Linked DNA regions of Homo sapiens: region 1 is linked to region 2. A link is an interaction called in ENCODE POLR2A ChIA-PET data of the cell type or tissue named here. Cell type or tissue: Panc1. All regions are shown on one strand. Links, peaks and the distances in the headings refer to the core of each region. The heading gives the core; the rest is flanking DNA.

Evidence for each region. ChIA-PET counts read pairs that join two places held together with the same protein. Peaks named below come from ENCODE experiments on the same cell type or tissue, not always from the same donor. Only the 100,000 strongest peaks of a DNase experiment are listed, where the experiment ranks them.
Region 1: POLR2A ChIA-PET joins it to region 2 with 5 read pairs; 2 of 35 experiments call an interaction of 5 or more read pairs at or near these places.

The regions. Positions count from the first base shown.
Region 1 is chr20:25,489,730-25,506,575 of GRCh38, forward strand. It overlaps NINL (ninein like), which reads right to left. Exons shown (of 24, transcript NM_025176.6): 6 at 15,159-15,349; 7 at 14,223-14,375; 8 at 11,111-11,281; 9 at 8,481-8,617; 10 at 6,934-7,074; 11 at 1,622-1,796; 12 at 146-256. Among named protein-coding and RNA genes, the nearest start is that of NINL, 87 kb to the right of the region's middle. RefSeq lists an enhancer at 13,624-14,135. In Panc1, for the core only: no CTCF peak of the experiment used is centred there; a DNase peak (open chromatin) is centred at 7,492.
Region 2 is chr20:25,646,928-25,659,929 of GRCh38, forward strand. The region is part of intron 2 of ZNF337-AS1 (ZNF337 antisense RNA 1); the gene reads left to right. It also overlaps the pseudogene RN7SL594P. Among named protein-coding and RNA genes, the nearest start is that of ZNF337-AS1, 29 kb to the left of the region's middle. In Panc1, for the core only: no CTCF peak of the experiment used is centred there; no DNase peak of the experiment used is centred there.

The DNA of each region.
Region 1 (16,846 bases), core at 4,223-12,222, 150 kb before region 2:
TCATGCTGACTTTCTCTTCATTCTAAATTTTAGGAGAATACCGCATTCTGTGACCTGCCGCATCTCTCCCTGGCCACCCCCGCCACCCCCACTCTGCCCAGCAGGCCCTCCCCTCTGGAGGCAGACTGTCAGCAAAGGGACTCGCCTTGTCCTTCAGCACAAACTCCAGGTCCTTCTGCAGCTTCAGGGCCAGCCTCTCCGAATCCGAAAGCTTTTCCACCACTTCCACAATCTCCTTCTGTAGGCGACTGTTTTCCTAGGAGACACAGGCCAGTGGCTCATCAGGCTCCTGCAGGACGGAGGGGATGTGTGCAGGATGGAGGTGAGAGGCTTGCTTCTCATAGGACTGGGCATCAGGAAAGAACCCCCACCCACCGCAGGCGAGGCACCTGGTGCTGTGCAGGCGGCTGTGCCGGGGATGTCCCCCACCCTCCCAGGACAGACGCCAGAGCCCACCCAGACTGTGGCTACCCCATCGTCTTCACTTCTCTTGTCCCCTCCCTTACCCTGTGCTCAGAAAGGCCATGAGTCATACGAGAAAGGGTGGAGAGCCGGGCACGGTGGCTCACGCCTGTAATCCCAGCACTTTGGGAGGCCGAGGCGGGCGGATCACAAGGTCAGGAGATCAAGACCATCCTGGCTAACATGGTGAAACCCCATCTCTACTAAAAATACAAAAAATTAGCCAGGCGTGGTGGCGGGAGCCTGTAGTTCCAGCTACTCAGGAGGCTGAGGCAGGAGAATGGTGGGAACCTGGGAGGCGGGGCTTGCAGTGAGTGGAGATCATGCCACTGCACTCTAGCCTGGGCGACAGAGCGAGACTCCATCTCAAGGAAAAAAAAAAAAAAAAAAAGAAAGGGTGGGGAATACAAAAGCATTGCAAAAGTATTATAGAAAAGGCATCCTTCCAGAGCCATTCCTGAACCAGGGATCAGATATCGTACCAGGACAGCTCAGACAGCCATTGCCAGGGGAGGAGGCAGCATCTGTAGACGGTGGGGGACTGCAGTGAGAAGGGTGGAGAGCAAGGCTGTTGGGGGGCTCAGGCTGCCCAGCCTCTCCTCCCGGGAGGTGGGGCAGGTGTGGGGAGTTAGGAGAGGAGGACACAGGCAGGAGCAGAGCAGGGACCAGCACAGCAAGGGCCAGCACCTCTGTCCCGCTGCGATGCCTCACTGGAGTCAGTATCAGGGGACAGTTGTGAGACACTCACCAAAGCCCATCAAACCCCATCAGCTCCAGGCCACAAAGCCAGCCTCGGGCAGGCTGGGCTTTAGGTTCTGGTCTCTTTGCTGCCCCCATGGGTGTTCCTGGTTTCTGGGGTTGAAGCAGTGCTGGCTGCGGGTGCTGGCCCTCCCTGACCTCAGGTCCACCTGGCCCAGAGCAGAAAGTGGGAGTGGTGGGGAAGGAGGGGCAATGTCCTGCTGGCAAGCCAGGACCCCTTCTGCTCTGCAGCAAGTGGGACACCTCCTCACTGCAGCAGGTGCTCCCTCGGGCCCTGCCCTGAAACATAAGCTTGAGGGCACTGGCAGGTGTGGATCTGGATCCTCAACCAGGATGACGTGGGTGTGGGGAATGCTCAGGCACCCCCCCAGCTTCCTGGATGCCCTGGGGATGCCCCTACCTTCAGGGCCAGGGTCAGCTTCTCGCGGAGGCCAGCCTCCTCAGCCTGCAGGCGCCCCACGTCCCACTCCAGCGCGGCCCTCTGCCTGTGGGCCTGCTCCCAGAACAGCTCTCGCTCCGCCTCCACCTCAGACCGCAGGAGGCTCAGCCTTTCCCGGTACCCCTGCTCCAGATGCCTGTAACATGTCACACATCACACGTCAGACATGTCATGTCAGGGCTGCCCAGGCCCACGCCACCCCCTTCCTAGCCTCCTCCCTCTTAGAAACGCCCCTGTCCTCAGCACGTGCAGGGCCGCCCTGCCTTGGCTGAGCTGCCCATGCTGGGAGGCAAATCTGAGGGTGGGTGCTCCTCCCTCACAGGCTGCTGGAGGTGACCCCAGACAAGGGGATCTGGTGGGTCACATGGCAAATGCCACCAGCTGCCCCCTCACAGCGAGGAGCACAGCTCCCTGGGGTGAGTCCCAAGGTGGCCCCTCCACCCGGTGTGCATGGCAGGTAACAGCCCTTTGATAAAGACTTTCGATACCAAATGCACATGAAAATCACCTCCCTCCCAAGGAGGGAGGCAGCATGAAACCCATGGACAGTGAATTCCCAAAGCAATCTGAGGAAGAGGTGGGGGATATTTTTTTCTCAGCTGCTACATTCATCTTTTACAATAACTGTTTCCATTAGCAGGAAAAACAGTGTTCAACGCTCAGTCTCATCTCTTTCTGAAACAGCAGCTTCACTGGAATTCTCAAACCACGTCTACCCAGACTGAAGACCAGCGAGGCTCCTACTTCTGCAGAAGCCTGGTGACGCCCATAACCAAGTCCGAGACACCTAAGCCCCAGAGCCCGGGCTTTTAATCTTGGCTTAGAACTTTAAAGAAACAACACTCAAAAGGGAAGAGTATGAAGGAAGTACAATAATCTGACTAATTTAATACTCCATAAATCTTTTGGGGTAGTGTTAAAGCTACATATTTCCTATCAGCCTACTCTTTAAAAACTTTTGAAATATACAAAAATAGGGAAATGGTTAAATAAATTATGGCAGATCCACACAAAGACCCAGGTGAGATGCTCTGTGGCCATCAGAAAAGCATATGCAACATGGTGTCATTTTTTTTTTTGGAGACAGAGTCTTGCTCTGTCGCCCAGGCTGGAGTGCAGTGGCGGGATCTCAGCTCACTGCAAACTCTGCCTCCCAGGTTCACACCATTCTCCTGCCTCAGCCTCCCGAGTAGCTGGGACTACAGGCACCCACCACCATGCCCGGCTAATTTTTTGTATTTTTTAGTAGAGACGGGGTTTCACCATGTTAGCCAGGATGGTCTCAATCTCCTGACCTCGTGATCTGCCTCCCAAAGTGCTGGGATTACAGGTGTGAGCCACCACACCCGGCCACAACATGGTATCATTTTTTTAAGAATTATGTGCATAGAAAAAAAAGGTGAAAGATATATAGGCAATGTAAAGAGTGATACCCCCGGGAAAGTGAGATTTCTGGTTTTATTTTTCCTTTAATTGTACTTTCTAAAATGTGTGCAATAAACATGTATCACTCATTACATTTATAATAAGGAAAACCTAATGCAATAATAAAAGCTACTTACAGAAACCTACTCATAACTCCCATTGCTCATGGGACAAAACCCAAGCTCTCAGGGCCACGTGGGTTCTGAGGCTGCAGCTTAGCACCTCGAATGCATCCCTCCACCAGGTTCCAGGACAGAGTGTTTCCAATCCTCTAACCCTGGGAAAGACAATTCACACAAGTCTTTCCAAATGGCTGGGAGAGAATCAAGGTATACACGTGTGGACAGAAGCAAATCAGTTCTCAGTTACTCAAACTGAGTATGAGTCAACTTACTTCCAGCTTTGAACACAAGTGTCTCACAAGGAGCACTCTTGTCTAGGGGCCCTGCTAACCCCAAGGCTGGGATGAGGCTGTGCTCGGGAGAACGAAGTCGCTGGAGGTCAGAACCCAGCCCCTCAGGTCCTGAGAGGCAGCACCAAGATCCCTGTGGCACCAACAGGGATAGGTGGATCCCGATACTCAGGATGAAAGTGAGAGGTGGACGAACCGAGCTTACAACAGAGCCGTCAGGAGAAAGGAGGGGGCGTCCAGGGAGAGGAAATGAGTTCCTGGAGCTCCCCGTGGGTCTCCCTGACATACTTTCAGCTCCTAAATGTTAGCAATTGTCTCCTCTGGAGATCCAAGCTGGCCTCATGTGCGCTCCGGAAGGCAGGGAGCTATGAGAACGTCTTAAGCAACAAAGTCAAGGTCACCTCCCCCAGGGGCCGGGGGGCATCTTTTGGTCCCTCCTCTAGGAATTCCCCAGCCAGGTGGGAATGATAACGCTACAAGGCTGGCCCAGAATAGTTCAGCTGACGGAGACCACAGAGACCCTCCCTGCCCACAGGAGCAGGGATACCGCTTCCTAACAAAATGCCTTCCAGGCTCAGGGCAGGGAACTCGGGCCTTGAGGCCTGGCCCAGCACCTCCATGTGGAGGGCAAGGGCCCCAGCCACTGCCTGCACCTGTCCCTGTACCTGGCTTTTCGCCTCACCAGACACCTCCTCATGTTTGGTTAAAGGAGACTTGACTTTTAGCTTCCCTGAAAATGACCACAGTCCCACAGGGGCTTCCCACCACCACCACAGCCACAGGAGCCAGTGGCACCAAGAACGTACACTCCAGGGGGCCCACAGGCCGCACAGGCCCCATGCATGTACACAGCACCCCCCACTGCACCCCATGGGTCCCATGCACACAGTACCCCCACTACACCCCACAGGCCCCACACACACTCACAGCACCCACATAGCACCACACAGGCCCCACGCACACTCAGCAACCCCACTCAGCACCCCCAATGCACCCCACAGGCCCCATACATGCACACAGCACTTTCCACTGCACCCCTCTAGTCCCGGAACACTCACAGCACCCCCACTGCACCCTACAGGCCCCAAGCATGCTCAAAGCACTGACATGGCACCACATGAGTCCCACATACACTCACAGCACCCACATGGCACCCCATGGGCCCCATGTACACGTACTGCACCACCGCTGTACCCCACATACCTGAGGTCCCATGAACGCTCACAGCACCCTCATTGCATCCCACATGCCCTTGCACTCCACAGGCCCCATGCACTCACACTAACTCCCCACACCATGTAGAGGCACATGTAGATCTGGACCTGCTGTGTACAGCCGTCCCCAGCCAGCCCTGGAAGGAAAGGGCACTTGGGAGGTGCAGGCGAACAGAGGCGGGGTGAGGCCCCGCCCTGTCCCAGCCACCCCCTATGGACTGAACCATGTGGAGGTGGCGGCTGCAGGAGGTGCAGCGGGGACCCCCTTCTGCCCAGCACAGATCCGTGGAAACCCTGAGGACATGGGTTATGGAGATGGGGGGCGCCCACTGGCCTTAGAGCTGGCCCCGGACTGTGCCTGGCTCTGGAAGGCCTGAAGGAGAGTGGCTGGGCTCTGCCCTCATGCTTCTCCCACCTGAGGCTCTTGCTCCCCAGAAAGCTGACCAGTGGCCTTCGGCTGACCCAGAAACAGTGTAAGGCCAGGAGAAGGGAGACCTGGGTGTCAGCTTCACACACGCACGCTCACTGCTGCGGGACTGGGCCAGTTACTGAGCTGCTCCAGGACTCAGTTTGTTTGGCTGAACAATGGGGATAAATGGCCTATTTGGTCCCAGTGGCTGTTACGTGAGGCGACCCCTGGTGCACACAGGAGACACACCACAGCTGTCTTCACCAACCAAACTCACTTCTCCAGAGGCCACGGACCCATCAGTAGCCCCTCAACCCCTGGAGCCCCAGGTTCACGACAAAGATGCTCAGGGCTTCTTTGGTAAAGGAGCAGCAGCTTCAGGCTTCAGCCCGCAGTGCAGCTGGCACAATTCCAACATGCGATGTGGCCAGCAGCCAGGCTCCCATCTGCAGGCTCACCCTGGGGACTCCGCAGCACCCCAAGCAAACCGCCCGCATCCCTGGAGGGTGCCACACCACGTGGCTCCATCGCGCATAGCTCTTCTTTGCTAGCCACGCTCAGCTGAGCCACCACCACCAGGACCATGGCAGCGAGTGCTGTGTCTGTGTTGTGCAATGCAGAGGGTGGGCCGACCTGCAGACCAAGAACCCAAGGGCGTGGGGACAACAGGGCCAGGACTGCAGCCTCGGGCAGACCTCCCGAGCCAGCAGAGGACCCACTGACAAGGGAGAATGGCAGGGAGGCCAGCCATGTCTTGCTGCCCCTGCCCAAGAGCTGTGACTCAGAGCCAGGAAAGCCTGTCCTGAGCTACCCCGGAGGACCCTCCAGGCATGCGCAAACTTCAGGTGAAAAACAGCAGCTCAGCCCAGGCAGACATGTGCCCCACCAATGACGTAGAGAAGCCCCTCTCCCTGCCTGAGCCTGGGACACCCTCTTGGGCGGAATTTCCTCAGATGTTCTGTTTGTGAACCAGTGCGGTGGTTGTATCCTTAAACAAAACAAATCGGAAATCTAAGGCCAGGCGTGGTGGCTCACACCTGTATTCCCAGCACTTTGGGAGGCTGATGGGGGTGGATTACTTGAAGTCAGGAGTTGGTCATCCTGGCCAAAATGGTGACACCCCATCTCTACTAAAAATACAAAAATTAGCTGGGTGTGGTGGCAGGCGCCTGTTTAATCCCTGCTACTTGGGAGGCTGATGCAGGAGAATTGCTTGAACCTGGGAGGCGGAGGTTGCAGTGAGCCAAGATGGCACCACTGCACTCCAGCCTGGGATACAGAGGGAGACTCCATCTCAAAAACAAAAACAAAAATAAAAACAAATCAGAAATCCTTTTCTCTGGTCTATCCAGCCACTGTTCCACACAACTGTCCCCGCATCGGGGTCACTACAGCTGTGATACCTGGAGTTGGGTTCCTTCTCTGGGCTCCTTCTACCTGCTGGGCCAAAAGGAAACCATTGCCAGTCCTTGCAACATAGCCACCTGCCTCTTGCATCACAGGCACGCAGCTAGGGGCCGAAAGGCTTGGCTTATGTGAGAAGAGCCCAGCAAAGCGAGGGCAGGAGGCAGGACCTCCTCGGCCCATGGGGACGTAGCCAGGGCCAGGCACTGCACCAACCCCAGGAAGAGCAGGGCTCTGCTGCTTTCTCAAGGCTGTGCCCCCTGGATTCCCCCTGACTCAGGTGAAATAGGGGGGTCTCCACTGAGCCACACCCGCAGCTCTGGCCCCTGGCAGCCCTGTGTCCACTACCTGCCCTCAAAGGGGCTGGGGAGGCCCAGGTAAGAATCCACCACCTGGGCCCAGAACCCACTTGATTTTCTTCTCCGTGAGCTGCTCCAGGGTGGAGTGGCAGTCGTCCATCTCTTTCACAAACTCCAGGTTCCTCTTCTCGGCCCTCTCCAGGTCCTGCCTTGCCTTGTCACGCTCCCTTGCCAGCTGCTCCACCTGCCCTCTGCCACAGGAAGGAGACAGGGTCAGATGGGACCCCACTGCTGGCCTGACCCGCCATGCCAGGTGGCTCTGGGCCCCATATCTGCATCAATGATAGAAACTAGCACACCAACTATACAGCGGGCACTGCTCCACCAGCCTGCTCCTAAGGCAGTTTCTACAACTGCTATGCTCATTTTATAGATGTGTACACTGAGAGAGAGGGGCCACGTGACTTGGCAAGGAAAGTTTCTAGGTGGTTTCTAACCCAGGAAGACTGAGCCTGGAGTCCCACAGCATGCCATATCACTTATGCAGCCCCAGGGCATGTGGGAGTTGGTTTGTGAGCCCTCTCATCGGCAGCTGGGCGTGGATCGCAAGTACCTAATTCAGTAACGGGCATGTGGCGGGGAGGATGGCCACCTGTTAGCCCTGCATGGGCATCCCAGCACGCTAGTGAGCACACAGTGAGTCACCAGAGCACAACGCAGTGGTTGTATGTGGTCTCAGCTCTGCCTGGCCACCCTGACCCAGCTGAGGCACTGTGTAAATCATTGGTGGCACCTGCTATTCCAGTGACTGTTTCCCCACGAAAGGAGCTTTTCTCCCTCCCTGTCCCAAGGCCAGGGGAGGGACCTGGGCAAGCCTTTCTCCAGTTCTATCTGCAGAGCTGCCTGAGGCCAGAGGCGGCTCCGCTGTCTGCACCTGGACAGATGCAGTCTTTAGGATTGAGATTGTGGTTTCTGCCAATCTTTTCTGCAGCTTCAGAACATTGACAAAAACACCACGACAATCTTTTTGCAAATCTGCTTAGCAGACGGATGGCCTGAATGGTCAGCCAAACCAAACAGACACAATTAAAAGGGAATGGGTTCTCAGCCCAACGTCACGGGGCATTTTGTGACCACGTTTGAAAAGCGCCTTTCCTTCCTCCTGCTGACAGCCCAGCCTGGGAGCCCCCTGGCGCGAGAGGCAGCGGCAGGACCCCACCTGGCGCTGGCAAGCGCCTGCACCAGCATGAGGGGGGACCTCATGTCTGTCCCTTCGAAACCTCAATGAAAAGGGCTCAGTGGGGGCCCCCAACATACAGATCCCAAGCACCTCAACAAGTGGGAGGAAAGCCAGCGAGCCTTAAATTGTGTAGACTCAGACGGCACAGGTCCTCAGGCCCCACCCAGCCCAGAAACACGGATGAGCGGCTGCCATTCACCTGTCCATGCTCCGTGGCTAGATTCTGCTCCTGTCCCTCTGCGAGCGCCGGCTTGAGGGGCCAGAGAGCACGGGACAGACAGTGTGCAGAGCCCTGCCCCAGGACTGGCCATGTGGGGTGGATAAGAGCTGACTGGTGTCCTTTGTGTCCCAGACCCCCCTCCAGGCCCACCTGGCCAGCCACACTGCCACGTTCCCCAGTCCCCTGTGGCCTCTTACTGCTGGTAGCTCAGCTCCTGGTGGTAGCAGGCCAGGGCTGCCTGCTGGACGGCACTGTCCACTGTCATGAGCTCGTTGTCAAGGGCCCAGGTCAGCTCCAGAAGGTTCACCTTCTCGTCCACGCTGAAGTCCAGGCTCTGGAAGCAGCAAGCCTGGTAAGCAGGAGAGGCTGAGGGACTTCCCCAAGCAGACACCTCTTTGCTCCCTCCCTGATCCAGGGCCTAGCCCAGCATGGCTGTCCCAGGCAGCACCTGCCCCTCCTGTCTGCCAAGGTCTCTGCGTCTTGAGGGGTGCTCCTCCTCCATCCCACGCAACTCTGGTGGGCTGTCAATGGCCTGGTCCTCCTGCCTCTGCCTCAGGGGTGCGTAGGCCCAGGCTAGACAGAACCCCTCTTCCTGGACAAAGTGTCAGACACAGGCAGGGGCAAGTCCCCTGCAGGCCCTTCATGGGGACTGCTGTGGAGGCCAGGGCACAAGGCCCTTTTCCCTCTGAAATAATCTATTTTAAGGATGTGAGCCTTGGGATTCCCTGCGATGAGGCCTGACCTGCAGCTCATGCCACCAAGAAGAGCGTGGAGAGATGGAGGGGGTCCCCACAGCAGCCCTCAGGCTTAAAGCCAAAAAGCTTTCCAGAGCGGGGTGTTCCTCCCCACAGAAATGTGAAGAATACACTAATAAACTTCAAAGCACAGAACAGCCGGCATTTTACTGAAACAACAAAAAATAGAGTCACACACACCCTAAGACCCTCAGCTCAAGGGAGCGGCAGCTAACGTTCTGTCGTGTTTGCTTTTTCCGCCTTGGGTATTCCTGGCTCTGCTTTCCACTTGTGGCTACAAACGCCCTGCTCAGGCCGGCGGCAGGCACCATGGCAGGGCGGCTGAAGCAGGTGCCAGGACGTGCCTGGCCCAGAGTCTCCTGTGAAGTAGGGGCTGACTTTCCACACTGCCCACTTCCCAGCAGCTCCTGAGGAGCAATGGCATCTTGGGAGAGGCTGGGGAGCCGCCTGGAAAGCTGTCCCTACACAAGCACACGCTCCCCACCACGTCACTGGATGGCGTAGAGGGACAGAACCGCCACAGCAGCCTGAGGTCAGAAATGCTGACTGAGTTGCAAGGCAGAATTTGGCAATAATCTATCATGAAGCGAGGGAGAAGCCACCCAGGGCGTCTTTGCAGAGCAGCACCAGCAGCTCTAGCGCAAATGGGAAAGAGAATAAGTTCTGAAAGGGCAGAGGCAACATGCACTCATCAGAGCCAGCGCACAGCAGCAGCCAGGGCACCCCCAGGGCTGTGGAGTCAGGTGTCGGGCATCTTGGAACCGAGAGACTTGTGCTCTCTGCCCTTCCTGCAAGCGATTTTTGGTGATCCTGCCTCCGCCTCTGGCTCTCAGGACAATTGTGAGGCCAGCTGTCCAGGTCTGGCTTTGCCATCTTGGGGGACTCGGTAACAGATGAGGTTGCGCCAATGAGGGTCTTGGTCTGTGGAGTAGGGTGGACTGTTTCAAGGGCTGTCTGGGCTCCTTCCTGTATTGTCTATCTGTGCCAACAGGACATTTTCTGAGGGAATATGACAGAGCCTCCAAGAGTTACAGGGTGCAACTTCAGGAGTCCAGCCTCAGAGAAATGCTGGCACAGCAGCAAGAGGACATCGTTGCATTATAAATGCCCAGATTTATCATAGGAAAAGCGAAGGGTCGCACAAATTAGCAAGACAAACAGTATGACACCAATTTCGCAAAAAAAAAAAAAAAAAAAAAAAAAATTTAGCCAGAATGTATATATACATCTCTCATGTGCCAGGGAAAAGCTCTGCAGTACACCCACTACACCAACAGCTGTCGCCCCCTCCAGGGAATAGGGAGAGGGGGGCAGGTAGGCTTTCTTTCTTATTTAATAGGTTTTTGTTCAGTTGAGTTCACTGCACCTCGTGAGGCTGTCTTCCATCATCCATGCTGGGCCCCTGCACACCTCTGCCCCTGCACAGTTGTTGCCAAATTGTGCCCAGGGCAGAGCTCCTTCCAAATCTCCAGGGCTGGCCTGCATCCCTCTGGGAAGCCTGAGCCTGTAAGGAGCTGTGTCCCATGCAAGGACCACATCTTCCCTCCCAGGCAGCCCCAGCAGAACACGGAGGGAAGGGTGCACCTCCTGACACCTGGCCCATGGTGGGAAGGGCCTGGGGTAAGTGGGCGCCATGGGGGAGAACAGCTCAACCAGCCAGGCAGGGGCTCCAGGAGAGTCCGGGCTCACTCTGAGATCATCAGTAACTGCTGTAACAGTGGTGCCCAACAGAAATCGTCATCATCACAACAGGCAATTTCTTTCCATTCATCTAACCTCCTTGGCCCAACATTCAGGGGAAATGTCTAAGCCACTAAAGGCTACCTTCAAATGGACTTTTTCACACTAACTTTGTGTTTTATTTCTTATCTTTTTAAATTATAATGTCCTATATTTTAGTAACAAAAATTAAAAGAGATAGGTTTCTACCTGGACTTCCTTGCATGGCATTCTCTGCACAGAGCACACACCCCTGCTGGGTCCCCTGGCTTGGGACGCTCCATCCATCCTCCTCTGCAGCAGACGGGCCCCCCAGGTCCCCTGTCCAGCTTAGGCATCACCCAGTTCCAAACCTGCAAGATCTCCCTGCCATTCTGAATCCCCTCCTGGGTCCACATGGCCAGGACCTGATCAGGAAAAGCGAAGCCAGAACCATCGTCAATGCTGGAGAAGAGGCGCAGGCTGGAGCACAGGGACACGAGGGATGAGGTTGTGGTGGTGTGGCAGCCGCTCTCCTCTGGGACCTGCATGTCAGGAAGACTTCCATAGCGCCCAGCGTCCAAAGCCTCACGCCTGTGTGCTGCTGATGTGCTCTCCACCCTCCCCAGCCTGTGCTCAGAGGGCCTCACAGGAACAGCTCATGAGACCATCCTCAGCTCTCAGAGGGGTCAGAGGTGCAGCCCCATCACATGACCTCTCCAAGGTCACATGGCTGTGCAGGTAAGAAAGTCGGGACATGCAACCAAGGCCCCCAACACCCAGGACTCTGAGGCCTTGCACCCACGTGGCCCAACCGGCCAGCCCCAGTCAGCACACTCATCACTTGGAGAGGGACGACAAAGGAGTTTTAACGTTCCACCCTTGAATTCACAAAGGCGGGAGCCTGGCCTCGCAGAGGCAGGGGCCCATAGAGTCCATGCCAGCACCAGGAAAGTCTCAGCTGTGAAAAGAAACCCAAGGCAGGCTGGAAGGGCAGAAGTGCGCTGGCCCAGGCAGAGGCGCACACACCCCCAGACCCTCAGAATGCAGCATGAGTGGCTCATGGCCACTCATGGGGTTCGACAATGAAGGCAAGCCAGCTCAGGAGGCATCTCCCCAACCCACACTAAGCATGACCTGTGGGACCTCATGTTGATCATTCTGGCCTTACATGGCTGCCTGACCCTTCCTCAGTGCTGGCTTCTGAGTTTCTTCTTTGTCGTTCTCACTGATGTTAGCCTCACTGCAGCCTCCACCTCCTGGACTCAAGTGATCCTCCTGCTCAGCCTCCCAAGTAGCTGGGACCATAGGCATGTGCAACCGCACCTAGATAATTTTCAAATCTTTGAGATGGGGTCTCACAATGTTGTCTCATCTTCTCTCAAACTCCTGGGCTCAAGTGATCTGCTTGCCTTGGCCTCCCAGACTGCTGGGACTACAGGCATGAGCACTGTGCCGGGTCCTCATTGATTTTTTTCACCAGGTTTCTAAATTATTTAGGTTTTTAAATTAAATTAAATTTATTTATTTATTTGAGCCAGAGTCTCACTCTGTCACCCACGCTGGAGTGCAGTGATGCGATCTCAGCTCACTGAAACTTCTGCCTCCTAGGTTCAAGTGATTCTCCTGCCTCAGCCTCCTGAGTAGCTGGGATTACACATGTGTACCACCACAAGTGGCTAATTTTTGTAGTTTCACTAGAGACAGGGTTTTACCATGTTAGCCAGGCTGGTCTCCAACTCCTGACCTCAAATGATCCGCCCGCCTTGGCCTCCCAAAGTGCTGGTATTACAGACGTGAGCCACCATGCCCGGCCCTCATTGACTTTAGAGTCAGAAACCTAGATTCTCAGGTGTACCTACCCCCAGTGCAGAACAGCACTACTGGTCCTACAACACCACTCACCAAATTCAGGACCAATTGCAGCAGCAAGGAAGTATCCAGCCCCTGAGCAGCCATGCCCTGGTCTCCTCAAACTGCAGAGAGACCCGGTATTTGTGCAAGAGATAGAGCACAGGTTAAGGGATACTATCAGGACCAATCTTAGACAGACTCGATGGATCCTTTGGCAACTGATATGGCTTAGATCTGTGTTCCTGCTCAAATCTCATATTAAAATGTAATCCCCGATGTTGGAGGTGGGGCCTGGTGGGAGGTGACTGGATCTTGGAGGCAGATTTCTCACAAATGGTTTAGCACCATCCCTCTTAGTACTGACCTCATGATAGTGAGTGAATTCTCATGAGACCTGGTTGTTTAAAAGTGTGTCACACCTCCCCCCTCGCTTTCTTGCTCCTGCTCTGGCCATGTGACCTGCCTGCACCCCTTCACCTTCTGCCATGATTGTAAGCTTCCTGAGGCCTCCCCAGAAGCAGCCGAGCAGACACTGGCACCATGCTTCCTGCACAGCCTGCAGAATCGTGAGTTAATTAAACCTCTTTTCTTTATAAATTGCCCAGTCTCAAGTATTCCTTTAGCAATGCGAGAACAGACTAACACAGAAACATTGCCCTCACCATTCCACAATGGGGAGGACGGGAGGGAGTTTTCTTGCTGGGGCATATCACAGCACAGGCTGAGGAGCTGCCACATTCCTCACCTGAGCACTACCTTCTGTAGCCCTGGGAAGTGGGCACCTGAGCAGCATGTTCCTCACCTTAACACTGCCTCCTGTAATCCCAGCAGGTGGGCACCTGAGCAGCAAGTTCCTCACCTGAGCACTGCCTCCTGTAACCCCAGCAGGTGGGCACCTGAGCAGCACGTTCCTCACCTGAGCACTGCCTCCTGTAACCCCAGCAGGTGGGCACCTGAGCAGCCATGTTCCTCACCTGAGCACTGCCTCCTGTAACCCCAGGAGGTGGGCACCTGAGCAGCCATGTTCCTCACCTGAGCACTGCCTCCTGTAACCCCAGGAGGTGGGCACCTGAGCAGCACGTTCCTCACCTGAGCACTGCCTCCTGTAACCCCAGGAGGTGGGCACCTGAGCAGCACGTTCCTCACCTGAGCACTGCCTCCTGTAACCCCAGGAGGTGGGCACCTGAGCAGCACGTTCCTCACCTGAGCACTGCCTTCTGTAGCCCCAGGAGGTGGGCACCTGAGCAGCACGTTCCTCACCTGAGCACTGCCTTCTGTTGCATCGGGTGGGCACCTGAGCTGCCATGTTCCTCAGCTGAGCATTGCCTTCTGTAGTCCCAGGAGGTGTGCACCCGAACCACCCCCATCTTACACGTGAGCCTGAGGCTTGGAGAAGGTAACTCCCCTAGTGACACACAGCCAGGGAAGAGCAACACTGGACCCACCCCAAATCTATGTGGCTCCAGAATCTACGTCACGTGGCCTCCCATATACATGCGTGTGTGCATGGCCTGTCCAGTTCTTGGACAGCTTGTTGTGTGGTGACACAGGCAGGGAGGGAGTCAGCAGTTTTAGTCACCAGAGAGTGACAGCAGTGGTTGCTGGGTTCAGGATTTAACTGTTGCATTTTACCTGGTAATGAGACCAAGCCTTGCTCGGTTTAACCCGAGTGGAAGACTCTAGAAGTAGCGCGGGCTCATGACTGAAGAGGCCAAGCTGGAATTCCTCAAGACTCACTTTGCCGTCTCCGTCTTGATCCAGTTTGTTAAACAGGTCTTCGAGTTCCTAAACAAAAGCCGTCATATCTCAGGCCCACCCACAAGAGCTCCACCCAACCGCCCTCACCAGGGCCTCCCTCCCTCCCTCCCTCTGGTTCCAAGTACCCAACAAGGGCCGTTTCCTAGTCTTATCCAGCCTTAAAACTGTGTAGACCATGCGGGCTATATTTTCCCAAGCCGACCCCTCCCTCTATCTTGTAAAACCCACAGGCCTTGGTTTCCATTTCACTGTGAGTGGGTGTCACCTGAACTTCCCAGTTCTACAAATGCTTATTCAGTGTCTGCTGGGGCTGGATCCTGCGGGATGCTGAGCAAGGCCAGGCCCTGCAGTGTGAGGCCCAGCAAGGACACAGGGCTGAGAAGAACTCCAGCAAGGCAGACTGGCCTCCCACCCAGGAGGAGAAGGAACATGGCCACTGGAGAGTGAGGACAGGCTTGGGGGCCTTGTCTTGGAGGCCTTGTCTTGGCTGCGCAGTGGAACCCGGCCACACAGAGAAGGGGGAAAGGCATCCAGGCAGAGGAAGGATGTCAGTGAAGGAACAGGAAGTGCCTGCTACACCTGAGCGTGGCAGGGAGTCGGTGAGACTGGGCAACTCCATCAGAGACGGGCTTTCAAAGGTGTCTGGAGATTTTAGCCTTTGGCAGAAATGCCAAGAGCCACCAAAGGATTTTAGATTAGAAAGTGATGCACCTACATGAGTGGCTGAAGGGTAGAGGGGTTTCCAGACCCAACACTAAACCGTGACCATGGCCAGGAATATGTGGCTGGGTGGCCTGCTGTGCCCCTCACCTCTTTCTCGAGTCCCTGGAGCCCGACGCTCTGGCAGACCACAGCCAGCTCCTGCTCGCTCAGGTGTCCGCTGCTGCCCACCCCCAGCTCTTCCCACACGCCCCGGATCTGGCTCTCTGGGGTGTCAAAGGAGGGGCTGCAGGACTTCTGGGGGCTCCCAAAGTCCTCAGAATCCCAGGTCTGCAGCTGTCCTGAAGCAAGGGAGGAGTCACAGTTACACCCTGATACATACACAATGGAGCACGACTCAGCCTTAGAAAGAAGGACGTTCTGCCCTTTCCAACAGCGTGAATGAATGTGGAGGACATTACGCTAAGTGAAATTAGCAGACACAGAAAGACAAACACCGTGAGATCTCACTCACATGTGGGATCTAAGGAAAGGGGAACTCACAGGAGCAGGGTGTAGAAGGGTGGCTACAGAGCTGGGTGGTGGGGGAGATGCTGGTTGGGGGGGGGTCACTTTCAGTTACAAGATGAGTAAGTTCTGGAGTCACCTAATGTACAGCACGGTGACTACAGTTAATAAGATCCGATTGCTTCCTTGAAGTTTGCTAAGAGAGTCTATCTCAAGTGTTCTCAGCACACACACATAACTAGGTGAGATGGACGTGTTAACTGGCTGGACTGTGGTCATCATTTCACAATGTACACATGTCTCAGATCATCACATTGTACACCTTAAATATATACAATTTTTATTTGTCAATCACACCTCAATAAGGCTGGGGAGAAAAACCAGCAACAGTTAAGTCCTGTGCTCCAGGCTGAAGCATTTCGGGGAAGCACAGCAATGCTGGTCAGTGACTCTGAAATCAGATGGATTGATGGATAGAGGGCTGGATGGATGGACAGATAGCAGGATGGATGGACAGACAGAGGGATGGATGGACGGACAAAGGGGAGCTGCAAAGCACCAAAGGTGGAATTAGGTGGTTGGTACATGGGTTTTCATGCCACAGTTGTTTGCACTTCACTCTGTTTACAAATTTTCAAAATAAATCTTGGGGGAAAATATCTGCCTGTAATGGGGAAAATTCTTTCTGAAGAGAACCTTCTATGGTCAGCCATGCAAGCACTTAAAAGAGGCAGAGGGGCTGGGCGCGGTGGCTTACGCCTGTAATCCCAGCACTTTGGGAGACCAAGGCGGGTAGATCACGAGGTCAGGAGTTCAAGACCAGCCTGGCCAAATTGGTGAAACCCCGTCTCTACTAAAAATACAAAAATTAGCCGGGTGTGATGGCAGCCGCCTGGAATCCCAGCTACTCGGGAGGCTGAGGCAGAGAACTGCATGGACCCAAGAGGCGGACATTGCAGTGAGCCGAGGTCACATCACTGCACTCCAGCCTGGGCTACAGAAGAATACTCTGTCTCAGAAAAAAAAGAGGGTGAGGGCTCTATTATTTGTATTTACAATAAAAAGACCAGTCTTTCAATAGCTTAATTTTTGAAAACTTTTCTAACTTACACAGAGCAAAGAGTAAAGTGAAGCCCACAGCACCTGCTGCTCAGACTGCACTATGACAGCAGCCTGCCACAGGCTTCTTCTCTACCCGCTTTTCTTACGGCTGAAGTGTTTAGAAGTACAGATGCTCCCCGACTTATGATGGAGCTACAGCCCAGCAACCCCACCATAAGCTGAAAATGTCAAGTCAAAGATGTGCTGAATATACCTAACCCACCAACATC
Region 2 (13,002 bases), core at 126-8,125:
TTCCTTTCTCAGTTGAAGGGGAAAGGGAGTTTTCTTTTTCTTGCTTAATTGCTCTGGTTAGAACATCCAGTACTATCCAGTACTATGTTTAATAGAAACGGTGACAGCAGGCATCATGATCACGTTCCTGACCTTAGAGAAAACTTGCAGTGTTTCATCATTGAGTATGTTGGCTGTGGGCTTTTTACATACCCTTTTTTTTTTTTTTTTAACAGAGTCTTGCTTGCCTAGGCTGAAGTGCAGTGGCATGATCTCAGCTCACTGCAACCTCCACCTCCTGGGTTTAAGTGGTTCTCCTGCCTCAGCCTCCCCAGGAGCTGGGATTACAGGCATGTGCCACCATGCCCAGCTAATTTTTGTATTTGTAGTAGAGATGGGGTTTCGTCATGTTGCCCAGGCTGGTGTCAAACTCCTGATCTCAAGTGATCTGCCTGCCTTAGCCTCCCAAAGTGCTGGGATTATAGGCGTGAGCCACCATGCCTGGCCTATTTATATGCAATTTTTATTATGTTGACATAGAGTCCTTCTACTTGTAATTTATTGGCTGTAATTATGAAAGGGCATTGAATTTTGTCAAGTTTTTTTCTGCATCAATTGAGTTGGTCATGTGTGTGTGTTCATATTTTACTATTCAATAGATTTTTAGTAAGCTTTGGTTTCATCTTCATGAATCATGGAAGACTTGAAAGGCCAAAGACACTCCAAGAAATTTACTTTAGCACCTTCTTTCTAGGCAGAAAGATAAGGCATCCCCATGAAAGATAGTGTATTGGACCCCTCTTGTACACCGTTTCAAAATTTTCTGTTTCTCCTCTTATTTCAGCCACAACTGTAGGGGACTGTTTCCCTGCATGTTTTGAGCAGCTTTGCACAGGTGCACCTGGGCAGTGACCTCACCTCATCCCTCATACTGTATCATTTGCTTCCTGCCCTATGCATCTCTGTTCTTCAGCTTAATAGTCCTAGGCATCCACTTCACACTCAAGCACAACCCAGCTGTGATGGGAAGTCAGTGCCATGGGGTCTACTCTTGACCGATGAAGATCTGGAGTCAATGGATAAATGCATCCCCATTTCATCCCCTGATGGACAGTTTTGAGATGCTTCAGAAAACCCCTACAGGTCCCAGTGGGATCAAACAGCCAATTTAATAATGCATCCTTGTGGTGGTCTTTCCCTTGCTCTGTTTCACTCCCCTTATCCTGCATTTCTGCTCCCCAGAATCACATTAGCAAACAAGCTACCTATGCACAAGCCTTTTGGGGGACCCTAGGCTAAGGCAAGTGGGTGGCAGCCTTATATTGGATTTGCAAAACCTCATATCTTGGATTTATGCTTCAAGAATACAGCACTCATGATAGGCCCCTTGGTGTGCCCCCATCACCCCTATGCAAGGACTTCTCAACTGCAGTGATGTGTCTCCTTTTTTTTTTTTTTCGAGACAGAGTTTTGCTCCTGTTGCCCAGGCTGGAATGCAATGGTGCAATCTTGGCTCAGCTCACTGCAACCTCCGCTTCCCAGGTTCAAGTGATTCTCTTGCCTCAGCTTCCCGAGTAGCTGGGATTACAGACATGCACCACCACGCCCGGCTAATTTTTGTATTTTTAGTAGAGACAGGGTTTCTCCATGTTGGTCATGCTGGTCTCGAACTCCCAACCTCAGGTGATCTGTCTGCCTTGGCCTCCCAAAGTGCTGGGATTACAGGCATGAGCCACCGTGCCTAGCCTGATGTGTCTCTTTTTTTTATGGCTGAAAGAGGAAACACGAAGGAAACAGATACTCACTGAGCACTTATGGCCCACCCTTGCTTTAGTTATTTTACTTATCTCCTTTATACAAGGAGGAAGCAGATTTAGAGAGGCCAGATAACTCATCTAATATCTCATAGTAAGAATGCAAGCCAGGATTTGAACTCAGTCCCATGAATTCAAAGCCCATAATCTTTCTATAGCATGTGAAGTCATTTCTTCTTGGGTCTCTGCACTTGGTTCTCCTTCATCACTTCAGGCAGCATAAGATGCTGAGCTTCTACCAATTGCTATTTTTTTCTTCCTTTGTCTTTATTAAGGTAAATAATATGTATATAATTTACCATCTTTACCATTTTAAGTGTCAAGTTCAATGTAATAAATACATTTATATAATTTTTTCCATTTATCTTCCTACTCACCTTTCTTCTTCCCAGCCTTTGGTAACAACCAATCTACTCTGTATCTTACTCACATGTAAGAGCTCTGAAGCTCTAAAGCTCTTCCATATGAGTGAGAACATGTGGTATTTGTCTTTCTGTGCTTGGCTTATTTTGCTTGACATAATGCCTCTAGTTCCATCCATATTACTATAAATAACAGGATTTCATTATTTTAATGGCTGAATAATTTTTTATTGTGTATATTTACCACATTTTCTTTATCTATTCATCTGTTGATGAGCACTTAAGTTGATATTGTATTAGGGCTATTGTGAATAGTGCTACAGCAAATGTGGGAGAGCAGATAGCTCTTTGGTGTATTTATTTCCTTTTTTCTTCTTTTTAAAAATATGCCCAGTAGTGGAATTGCTGGGTAGCTCTGTTTTCACTTTTTTGGGGAACTTCCATACAGTTCTTCATAGTAGCTGTACTAATTTATATTCTCACCAACAGTGTATGGGGGTTCCCTTTTCTCTACATCATTGCCAGAATTTGTTATTGCCTATCTTTTTGATGCAGACTATTTTAATTGGGGTGAGATTGATGATATTGCATTGTGGTTTTGATTTGAACTTCTTTGATTATTAATATTGAGTATAGCTTCATATACCTGTTGGCCATCTGTACATTGTCTTTTTGTATGTCTTTATGTGTCAAAATGTCATTTTGTATATCTTCTTTTGGGATGTGTCTGTTAAGATCTTTTGTCTGTTTTTAATCTTTTTACTTTTTTTTATTTTTTAGATACAGGGCCTCACTCTGTCACCCAGAGTGGACTGTAGTGGCTCAATTATAGATCACTATAAACTCAAATTCCTGGGCCCAAGTGATCCTTCTACCTCAGCCTCCTGACTAGCTAGGACTTCATTTTTGCTTTGGTTGCCTGTGTGTTTTGAGGTCATATACAAAATTCTTTGCCCAGACCAATGTCCTGGAGCATTTCCTCAGTGTTTTCTCCTGGTACTTTCATCATTCCAGGTCTTAGATTTCAGTCTTGAATCCATTTTGATTTGATTTTCATGTATGCTGAGAGATAGGGTTCTAATTTCATTCTTCTTTAAGATAGTTATCCAGTTTTCCCAGCATCATTTACTGAAAAGACTGTCTTTTTTTCATTGTATGGTCTTGACACCTTTATCAAAGATGAGTTGGTTGTAAATATGTGGGTGTACATCTGAGTGCTCTGTTTTGTTCCATTGGTCTATATGTCTGTTTTTATGTGAGTACCGTGCTGTTTTACTTACCATAGCTTTGTAGTAAGTTTTGAATTCTGGTAGTGTGATGCCTCCAGGTTTGTTCTTGTTGCCAGGATTGCTTTGGCTATTTGGGATCTTTTGTGGTTCTATATAAACTTTAGAATTTTTTTTCCTATTTCTGTGAAGAATGTCATTGGTATTTTGAGAGGGATTGCATTGAATCCGTAAATTGCTTTGGGTAGTATTGTTATTTTAACTATATTAATTCCTGCAAACCATGAGCATGGAATATCTTTTCATTTTTGTCTTCTTCTATTTCTTTCATCAGAATTTTATAGTGTTCCTTGTATGGATCTTTCTTTCTCTCTCTCTCTCTCTGTCTCTCTCTCTCTCTCTCTCTCTTTTGAGATGGAATCTCACTCTGTTGCCAGGCTGGAGTACAGTGGCGCAATCTCAGCTCACTGCAACCTCCATCTCCCGGGTTCAAGTGATTCTCCTGCCTCAGCCTCCTGAGTAGCTGGGACTACAGGCACATGCCACCATGAATGCCTGGCTGATTATTTTATTTTATTTTTTGTATTTTTAGTAGAGATGGGGTTTCACCATGTTGGCCAGGATGGTCTCGAACTCCAGATCTCGTGATCCACCCACTTCCAGCTCCCAAAGTGCTGGGATTACAGGTGTGAGCCACCACGCCCAGCCTTGTATAGATATTTCTTCTCTGGTTAAATTTATTCCTGGGTGTCTTACATATTTTGTAACTGTTGTAAATGAGATTGCTTTCTTTCTTTCATTTTTTTTTTTTTTTTTTTGAGATAGAGTTTTGCTCTTGTTGCCCAAGCTGGAGTGCAGTGGCCTGATTTCAGCTCACTACAACCTCTGCCTCCCGGGTTCAAGCGATTCTCATGCCTCAGCCTCCTGAGTAGCTGGGATTACAGGCATGTGCCAGCATGCCAGGCTAATTTTGTATTTTTAGTAGAGACAGGGTTTCTCCATGTTGGTGAGGCTGGTCTCAAACTCCTGACCTCAGGTGATTTGCCCGCTTTGACCTCCCAAAGTGTTGGGATTACAGGCATGAGCCACCATGCCCGGCCCTGCTTTCTTGCTTTCTTTTTCAGATCAGTCACTGTTGACATATATAAATGCTCCCGATTTTTATATGTTGTTTTGTTTGTACCCTGCCACTTTACTAAATTCGTTTATCAGTTCTAATAATGTTCTTGGTGGAGTCTTTAGGTTTTTGTAATTATAAGATAATGTCATCTGGAAACAAGGCTAGTTTGACTTCTTCCTTTCCAATTTGGATGCCCTTCCTTCTCTTGCCTAATTGCTCTGGCCATGACTTCTGGTATTATGCTGAATAATAGCAGTGAAAGTAGGCATCCTTGTCTTGTTATAGCCTTTAGAGGAGGGGCCTTCACTTTATCTATGTTGAGTATGCTATTAGCTATGGGTTTGTCATACATGGCCTTTATTATTTTGAGGTAGTTTCTCCTATACCCATTTTGATGAGTTTTTTTTTTTTTATCATATAGGGATGTTGAGTTTTATCAAAATTTTTTTGGCATCTATTGAAGTAATGGTTTTTGTTATTGACTTTGTTAATGCAATTGTATCATGTTTGTTGATTTGCATACGTTGAACCATCTTTGTATCCCTGGAATGAATTCCACTTGATCATGGTGAATGACTTTTTCAATGTGTTGTTGAATTTGGTTTGCTAGTATTTTGTTGAGGAGTTTTACATTATGTTTATCACTGATATTGGTATGTAGTTTTCTTTTTTTGGTTGTGTCCTCCTCTCATTTTGGTATTGGGGTAATGCTGGCCTTGTAGAATGAGTTTGGAAGTATTCCTTCCTCTTCAGTTTTTTTGAGGAGTTTGAGTAGGATTGGTATTAGTTCTTTAATGGTACAATTCAGCAGTAAATCCATCAGGTTCAGGGCTTTTCTTTAATGGGAGACTTTTTATTATGGCTTGGATCTTATTGGTTTGTTGAGGTTTTCTATTTCTTCATGGTTGAATCTTGGTAGGCTTTAGAGGTCTAGGACTTTATCCATTTCTCTTAGATTTTGAAATTTGTTGTGTAGTTGTTCATAATAGTGTTGTAGTCTCAGCAATGCATGAAGATGTAACAGTCTCTCCTTGTCTGAGATGACACCTGGAGTTCTTTGTCCTACCTCCAAGATGATTAAGGAGTACAGACACAAAGGTGAGGTTAGAGCAAAAGTTTAATAAGCGAAAGAAGAAAGCTCTCTGCCAGCAGAGTGGGGGGCTCAAATGGGGTGCCCACTATGAGGCTGGCGTCCCGGGTTTTATGGACTGGGAAGGGGAAGGAATGTGCTTAGTTCCTGGGCTGTCTTGGAGAACACATAACTCAGCTTGGCCCAGAGACCTTGGCCGCAACCAATCAGGAGCTGAAATGATGATTTATAGCTGCTGCTCAGCTTGGCCCAGGACCTATCAGAAACTGAATTGAAAGCTTGGCCCAGGACCTTAGCCTGGGACCAATCGGGCTGAAATGATAATTCATAGAAGCCGGACTTACAGTCCAAATAAAGGAAAATAGAGTGACCACTAGAACCCACCGGAGCCCACTGTGCCCATGCCCACAAAAGGAGAAGAAACTTTTCCTCAGAACCTGCTGAGTATACAAAGGACAAAGGCATTTCTATGCCAGGCCTTGTTCTCTTATCTGAGTGAGCTGGAGGTTTGCACAAGTTTGTATCCCAAAGGGCCAGAGGTTTTACTATCTGTGCCACCATGGGCATGTCTCTAGGCACAGCACCCTGTGTTAGTTCCCTTATCAGCCTAAATTTTTTCTCAGGCTGCTTTTTTTTTTTTTTTGAGGCAGAGTCTTGCTCTGTCACCAGGCTGGAGTGCAGTGGCGCCATCTCAGCTCACTGCAACCTCCGCCTCCCAGGTTCAAGCGATTCTCCTGCCTTAGCCTCCAGAGTAGCTGACACTACAGACGGCACGCCACTACGCCCAGCTAATTTTTATATTTTTAGTAGAGACAGGGTTTCACCATGTTGGCCAGGATGGTCTCGATCTCTTGACCACGTGATCCACCCACCTCCACCTCTCAAAGTGCTGGGATTACAGGCGTGAGCCACCGCCAGGGCCTCTCAGGCTGCTTTTTATGTTATGTGAGAATGAGGCACTGACCCACGGGCCAGGGGCTCTCTGGCACCCTTCCCTTGTTATCTATCTAAGGCAAGCTAAATAACTCCTTTCAATAGTATCTAATAATCCTTTCTAAGGTCTCAGTTGTTGTATCTCCTTTCTCATTTCTGATTTTATTTGGATCTTTCTCTTTTTCTCTTAGTCTAGATAAATGTTTGTTGATTTTGTTTATCTTTCCAAAAAAACAAGGTCGGGCATGGTGGCTCATGCCTGTAATCCCAGCGTTTTGGGAGGCTGAGGTGGGCAGATTACTTGAGCTCATGAGTTCAAGACCAGCCTGGGCAACATGGCGAAACCCCATCTCTATAAAAAATACAAAAATTAGGTGGGCGTGTGGGCACATGCCTGTAGTCACAGCTGTTTGGTGGGAGGATGGCTTGAGTTTGGGAGGTGGAGGTTGCAGTGAGCAGAGGTGGTGCCACTGCACTCCAGCCTGGGCAATAGAGTGAGACCCTGTCTAAAAAAAAAAACAAAAAACAAAGCCCACCAAACCACCTTTTCATTTTGTTGATTTCTTTTCATTTATTTCTGTTCTAATCTTTATTGTTTCTTTCCTTCTACTAATTTTGGGTTTGGTTTGTTCTTGCTTTTCTAGTTTCTTGAGGTGTATCGTTAGGTTGTTTATTTGAAGTCTTTCTACTTTTTTGATATAGGCGTTAGTTGCTATAAACTTCCCTGTTAGTATTGCTTTTCCTGTATCCCATAGACTTTGATATGTCATATTTCCATTTTCATTTGTTTCAAGACATTTTAAAATTTCCTTTTTCTAGGCCAGGTATGGTAACTCATGCCTGTTAATCCCAGTGCTTTGGGAGGCCACTGTAGGTGTATCTCTTGAGTCCAGGATTTTGAGACCTGCCTGGACAACATGGCAAAAACCAGTCTTTAAAAAATAAAAATAAAAAATTAGCCAACTGTGGTGGCGCATGCCTGTGGTCCTAGCTACTCAGGAGTCTGAGGCAGGAGGATCTCTTGAGCCTGAGAGTTTGAGGCTGCAGTGAGCAGTGATCACATCACTGTACTGCAGCCTGGGTAATGGAGCAGGACCCTGTCTCAAAAGAGAAAAAAAAAATTTCTTCTTTTATTTTTTTCTTAAGAGATGATCTTGCTATGTTGCCTATGCTATGTTGCCTGGGCATAGCTCATTACTGATCAGCATGCAAGTTTTGACCTGCCCTGTTTCCAACTTGGGTCACTTCCCAGTCTCCTTGGGCAACTTGATGATCACCTGCTCCCAGGAGGTCACTGTATTGATGCTGAACTTAGCATGGACACCTAATTGACATACCATACTATAGCCCAGAACTCCTAGATACAAGTGATCCTCCAGCCTCAGCCTCTTGAGTAACTTGTACAATAGGCATGTACCACTGCACCTGGCTCCTTCTTAATTTTTTCTTTGACCCATTGGTCATTCAGGAGCATGTTGTTTAATTTCCATGTGTTTGTGTATTTTTCTGAGATTCCTCTTGTTATTGATTTCTGTAGTTTTATTCCATTGTGGTCAGAAAAAATACTTGATATGATTTCTATTTTTTCAAATAGAAGTCAGACTTGTTTTTTTTGGATAGAAATCAGACTTGATACAGACTTGGTTTGTGGCTTAAGGTATGGTCTGCTCTGGAGAACGTTCCATGTACTGGTAAAACTGCTGCATTCGATAGCAGTTGGGTGAAATTTTTTTTTTTTTTTTTTTTTTTTGTCACCCAGGCTGGAGTGCAATGGCATGATCTCAGCTCACTGCAACCTCTGCCTCCTGGGTTCAAGCAATTCTCCTGCCTCAGCCTCCCGAATAGCTGGGATTACAGGCATGCGCCACTACGCCTGGCTAATTTTTTTTTTACTTCATTTTTAGTAGAGACGCGGTTTTACCATTTTGGCCAAGCTGGTCTCGAACTCCTGACATGAGGTGATCCTCCCACCTCGGCCTCCCAAAGTGCTGGGATTACAGGTGTGAGCCACTGTGCCCAGCCGAAATTTACTTTAAATGTCAGTTAGACCTATTAGATCTTGTGTAGTTTAACTCTGCCATTTCTTTGTTAATTTTCCGTGTGGATGATCTGTACTTTACTGAGAGTGAAGTGTTAAAAGCCTCTACTATTATTGTATTATAGTCTAACTCTCTCTTTAGAGCTATTATGTTTGCTTTATATACTTGGGAGCTCTGGTGTTGGGTGCACAGATTATTTATTTATTTATTTATTTATTTTTGAGACGGAGTCTTGCTCTGTTGCCCAGGCTGGAGTGCAGTGGCGCGATCTCTGCTCACTGCAAGCTCCACCTCGCAGGTTCACGCCATTCTCCTACCTCAGCCTCCCGAATAGGTGGGACTACAGGCGCTGGCTACCATGCCCGGCTAATTTTTTGTATTTTTAGTAGAGACGGGGTTTCACTGTGTTAGCCAGGATGGTGTCGATCTCCTGACCTCGTGATCCACCTGCCTCAGCCTCCCAAAGTGCTGGGATTACAGGTGTGAGCCACTGCACCCAGCCGGGTGCACAGATTATAGTCTCTTCCTGAATTGATGCCTTTATCATTATACAGTGACCCTCCTTTTCTTTTTTATAGTCTTTGATTTGTAGCATATTTTATCTTATATAAGTATAGATAGTCCTGCTTTTTAAAATTTTCCAGTTGCATGGAATATCTGTTTCCACCCCTTCACTTTCAGTCTACCTGTGTCTTTAGAGGTGAAATGGGTTTCTTGAAGGTAGCATATAGTTGGTTTTTGCTTCTTTATCCATTCAGCCACTCATGTTTTCTAGCTGGAGAAGTGAGAACATTTACATTCAGTGTTATTATTGATAAGTAAGGACTTACTACTGCTATTTTGTTGCTTGTTTTCTGGTTGTTTTGAGACTTGTCTCTTCCTTTCTTACTGTCTTCCTTATCTTGTAGTATGTTTTAATTTGTTGCTTTTTACTTGTAGTGGATCTATTATAAAAACTGCTGTGGTTACCATGAAGCTTACAAAAATGTTTTTATAGATATGAGTTATTTAAAAGAGATGACAACTTATCTTAGATCCCAAATAATAGAAACAAACAAAGCCAAAAAAACCCCCACAAGTTTTACAGTTTAATTCCTACCCCCACGTTTTAACTTTTAGTTGTCTCAATTTATACTTTTTTTTTTTTTGCGATGGAGTTTCACTCCATTTTGAGATGGAGTGCCGTGGTGCAATCGCAGCTTACTGCAACCTCTGCCTCCCGGGTTAAAGCAATTCTTCTGCATCAGCCTCCTGAGTAGCTGGGATTACAGTTGCCTGCAACCACATGCATCTAATTTTTGTACTTTTAGTAGAGATGGGGTTTTGCCATGTTGGCCGGGCTGGTCTCAAACTTGTGACTTCAGGTGATCCACAAGCCTCAACCTCCCAAGCTGCTTGGATTACAGGCATGAACCAATGCTCCAGCCAATTTATACATTTTTATGTAAAATAATAAGTTTTCTTTTGCACATTAGTGTTTTCTTCTTTCAGGTTGAAGAACTGTCTTTAGCATTTCTTGCAAGAAGGGTCTGGTGGTGGTGAATTCTATCTGGGAAATACTTTATCTCCCCTTAATATTTTAATGACAGTTCATTTGGATACAATATCCTTGGATGGCAGTTTTTATTTCTTTGAGTACTGAGCATGTCATTCCACTCCCTCCTGTCCTGTATGATTTCCATTGAGAAGTCTGTTGCCAGACACATTGGAGGTCTTTTGTATGTTATTTGCTTCTTATTTCTCAGTGGTTTTAGGATCTTCTCTTTGTCCTTGACCCTTGAGAGTTTGATTATTATATGCCTTGGGATAGTCTTATTGGGTTGAATCTGTTTGATGTACTAACACCTTCCTGCACCTGGATATTTATCTCTTTCTCCTGTTTTTGGCATTTTCTGTTATCATTTCTTTGAAGAAGATTTCTACCCTTTGCTCTTGGTCAGCTTCCTCTTGAACATCATTCTTAGATTTGGTCTTTGGAGGTAATTTTCTCTATCTTCTTTCTTTCTTTTATCGAGGCAGAGTTTTGCTCTGTTGTCCAGGCTGGAGTGCGGTGGCACGATCATGGTTCACTGCAGCCTCAACCTCCTGGGGTCAAGCGATCCCTCCCACCTACAGGCCCCAGCCACCACCCCAGCTGAATTATTGTATTTTTCGTAGAGATGGGTTTTCGCCATGTTGGCCAGGCTAGTCTTGAACTCCTGACCTCAAGTGATCTGCCTGCCTCGGCCTCCCAAAGCGCTGGAATTACAGGCACGAGTCACCACTTGCCCAGCCAAAACTGCTATTTTGAATTCCTGGTCAGAGAGCTCACAAGTTGCCATCTAGATAGGGTCACTCTCTGGATTTTTGGTTTGTCTTTTTGGGGAGGTCATATTCGTCTGTTTACTGTTGTTTCTTGTGGGTATATATATATGTTTTTGCAATGGAAGATTAGTTATTTATTCTAGTTTTCTCTGGCTTATTTTGCTTTTTATTGAACATATTTGCTTGGTGAATCTTTGCTACTAAGTCGCTGCCTTCTCTGTGGCTGTAGGTGGCACGTTAAGCCCAGGTTTGCCTCTTCTCTTCTAAGTGGTCAGAGCGCTGCCTGTCCTAAATGGAGGAGGTCCTAAAGATATTATCCCAGCAGTGAGGGAAGATTGTCTAGGAGTTCATGCCCAGGGGACCTGGGGAACTCCCTCCTACAGCATGGTGCTGGTGAACAGACACTCTGATTTAGCATCTCCTTTGGCTGAGTTACAAAGCGGTTTCTGAGGCTGGGGGTGGTAGTCCTGCCTACCCTGCTTGTTTCTGCCTGTCCTTAGGGTTAATTCTCCCTTCAGGCAGTCACGATGCTACCCATGGGTTAAAGCATGGAGAGGTCTCCTGCCTGGGAATCCAAGAAGTTGGAGAAGTGGCTGACAACCTCAATTTCACTTTTTCCATTGTAGAAACCATGAGCTGCAGGGAGACTGGTGCCAGGCATAATAGGGGGAGGGGCATCATGGATATGGAAGTCCAATTCTCCTGTCCTTTGCTTGAAGTTTTTCCTCTTCTCTGTGGCCCTGGGAATGGTCTCACCCTTGTACTTGAGCTCCGGGTTGTTGCTGGTGAGGAGTTTGGAGGTGCATATTTGGTTTTGGTTTTCTGTGGTGGGGATTGAAGCCATCTTGGAACTTCTTGTCATGTGTTTTTAAACACATCTATTTATAAGTGTAATATAAATAGTAAAAAAAAGTGTATTTTGTATGTTTTCTTTACATATATAATTTAGTAGATGTTTTAAAATAAAAATGAGACAATATTAAAGAGTATGAAACAATAGAAAAAATGAGATGAAATATGAACAGTTGATTTCTGTGTATGTGTATATACACACCTACACTTTCCTTTTAGATACTACAGTTTACTCTAAAACATGAAAATTCAGAAGTCCTTATCAGGTACTTGGTTTCAAAAATAAACTATAAATTTGAAAAGGCAGAAGTAATGCGAGAGACATTGACCACAATGCAGAAATTTAAAAATGAAAGGTAACAAAAAATGTATCCATTTGGACATTGAAAACATACATTGGAGTCTTAGCTTACAGAAGAAGTAAAAGTAAAAATTGCAGCATAAAGAAAGGAAATGACATTCAGCATACATTTCGGAAACTGAAAGATATTTTGATAAAAACAAGAAGAAGCAAATAAATGAGTTTAATACCAATGTAAGAAGCTGGAAAAGGACCAAATGGCCAGGCATGGTGGTTCATACCTGAAATCCCAGCATTATGGGAGCCTGAAGTGGGAAGATACGTGGGACCAGGAGTTCAAGACCAGCCTGGGCAAGAGAGTGAGACACTGTCTCTAGTACAAAAATTAGCCAAGTGTGGTGGTGCTTGCTTGTAGTCCCAGCTACTTGGGAGGCTGAGGCAGGAGAATCACTTGGAATAGCCTGGGTAACAGAGCAAGGCCCCATCTCTTAAAAAAAAAAGAAAAAGAAAAAGAAAACCAAAAGTAAGACATAACCACAGGTGTGGAGGAGAGTATGTAATTGTAAAGAAATACGATATAATCTTTGGCAAGAATAAAATTAGGAGAAAGGTATGTGCTTCTCTAGGAAGGACATGCCTGTTATTAAAAAGTGTTTAAAGAATAAGGAAAACCTTTGATTCACTAAACTGCAGGTCACTTCTCAGTAGTTTCAACCAGCACTTATTTTTTTGTGTCTGTATTGTTTATTTGGAATTTTCCTCTATGGTTTGTTTAAATATCAGTAAAGATCTGAATGGCACTGTGTTTTTACTTCATCATTTGTACATAGGATGTTCACCCATTGTTGAAGAAAGCGTTTTGTTTAGGAGAGAGTGTCTGTGTACTGTGGTGTGCGATGGTAGATGTGATTATCACTGAAGGTCACCGAAATGTGAAAATCCCTGGTACTGGCTTGACAGCTGTGTGGAAATAAAGACAACT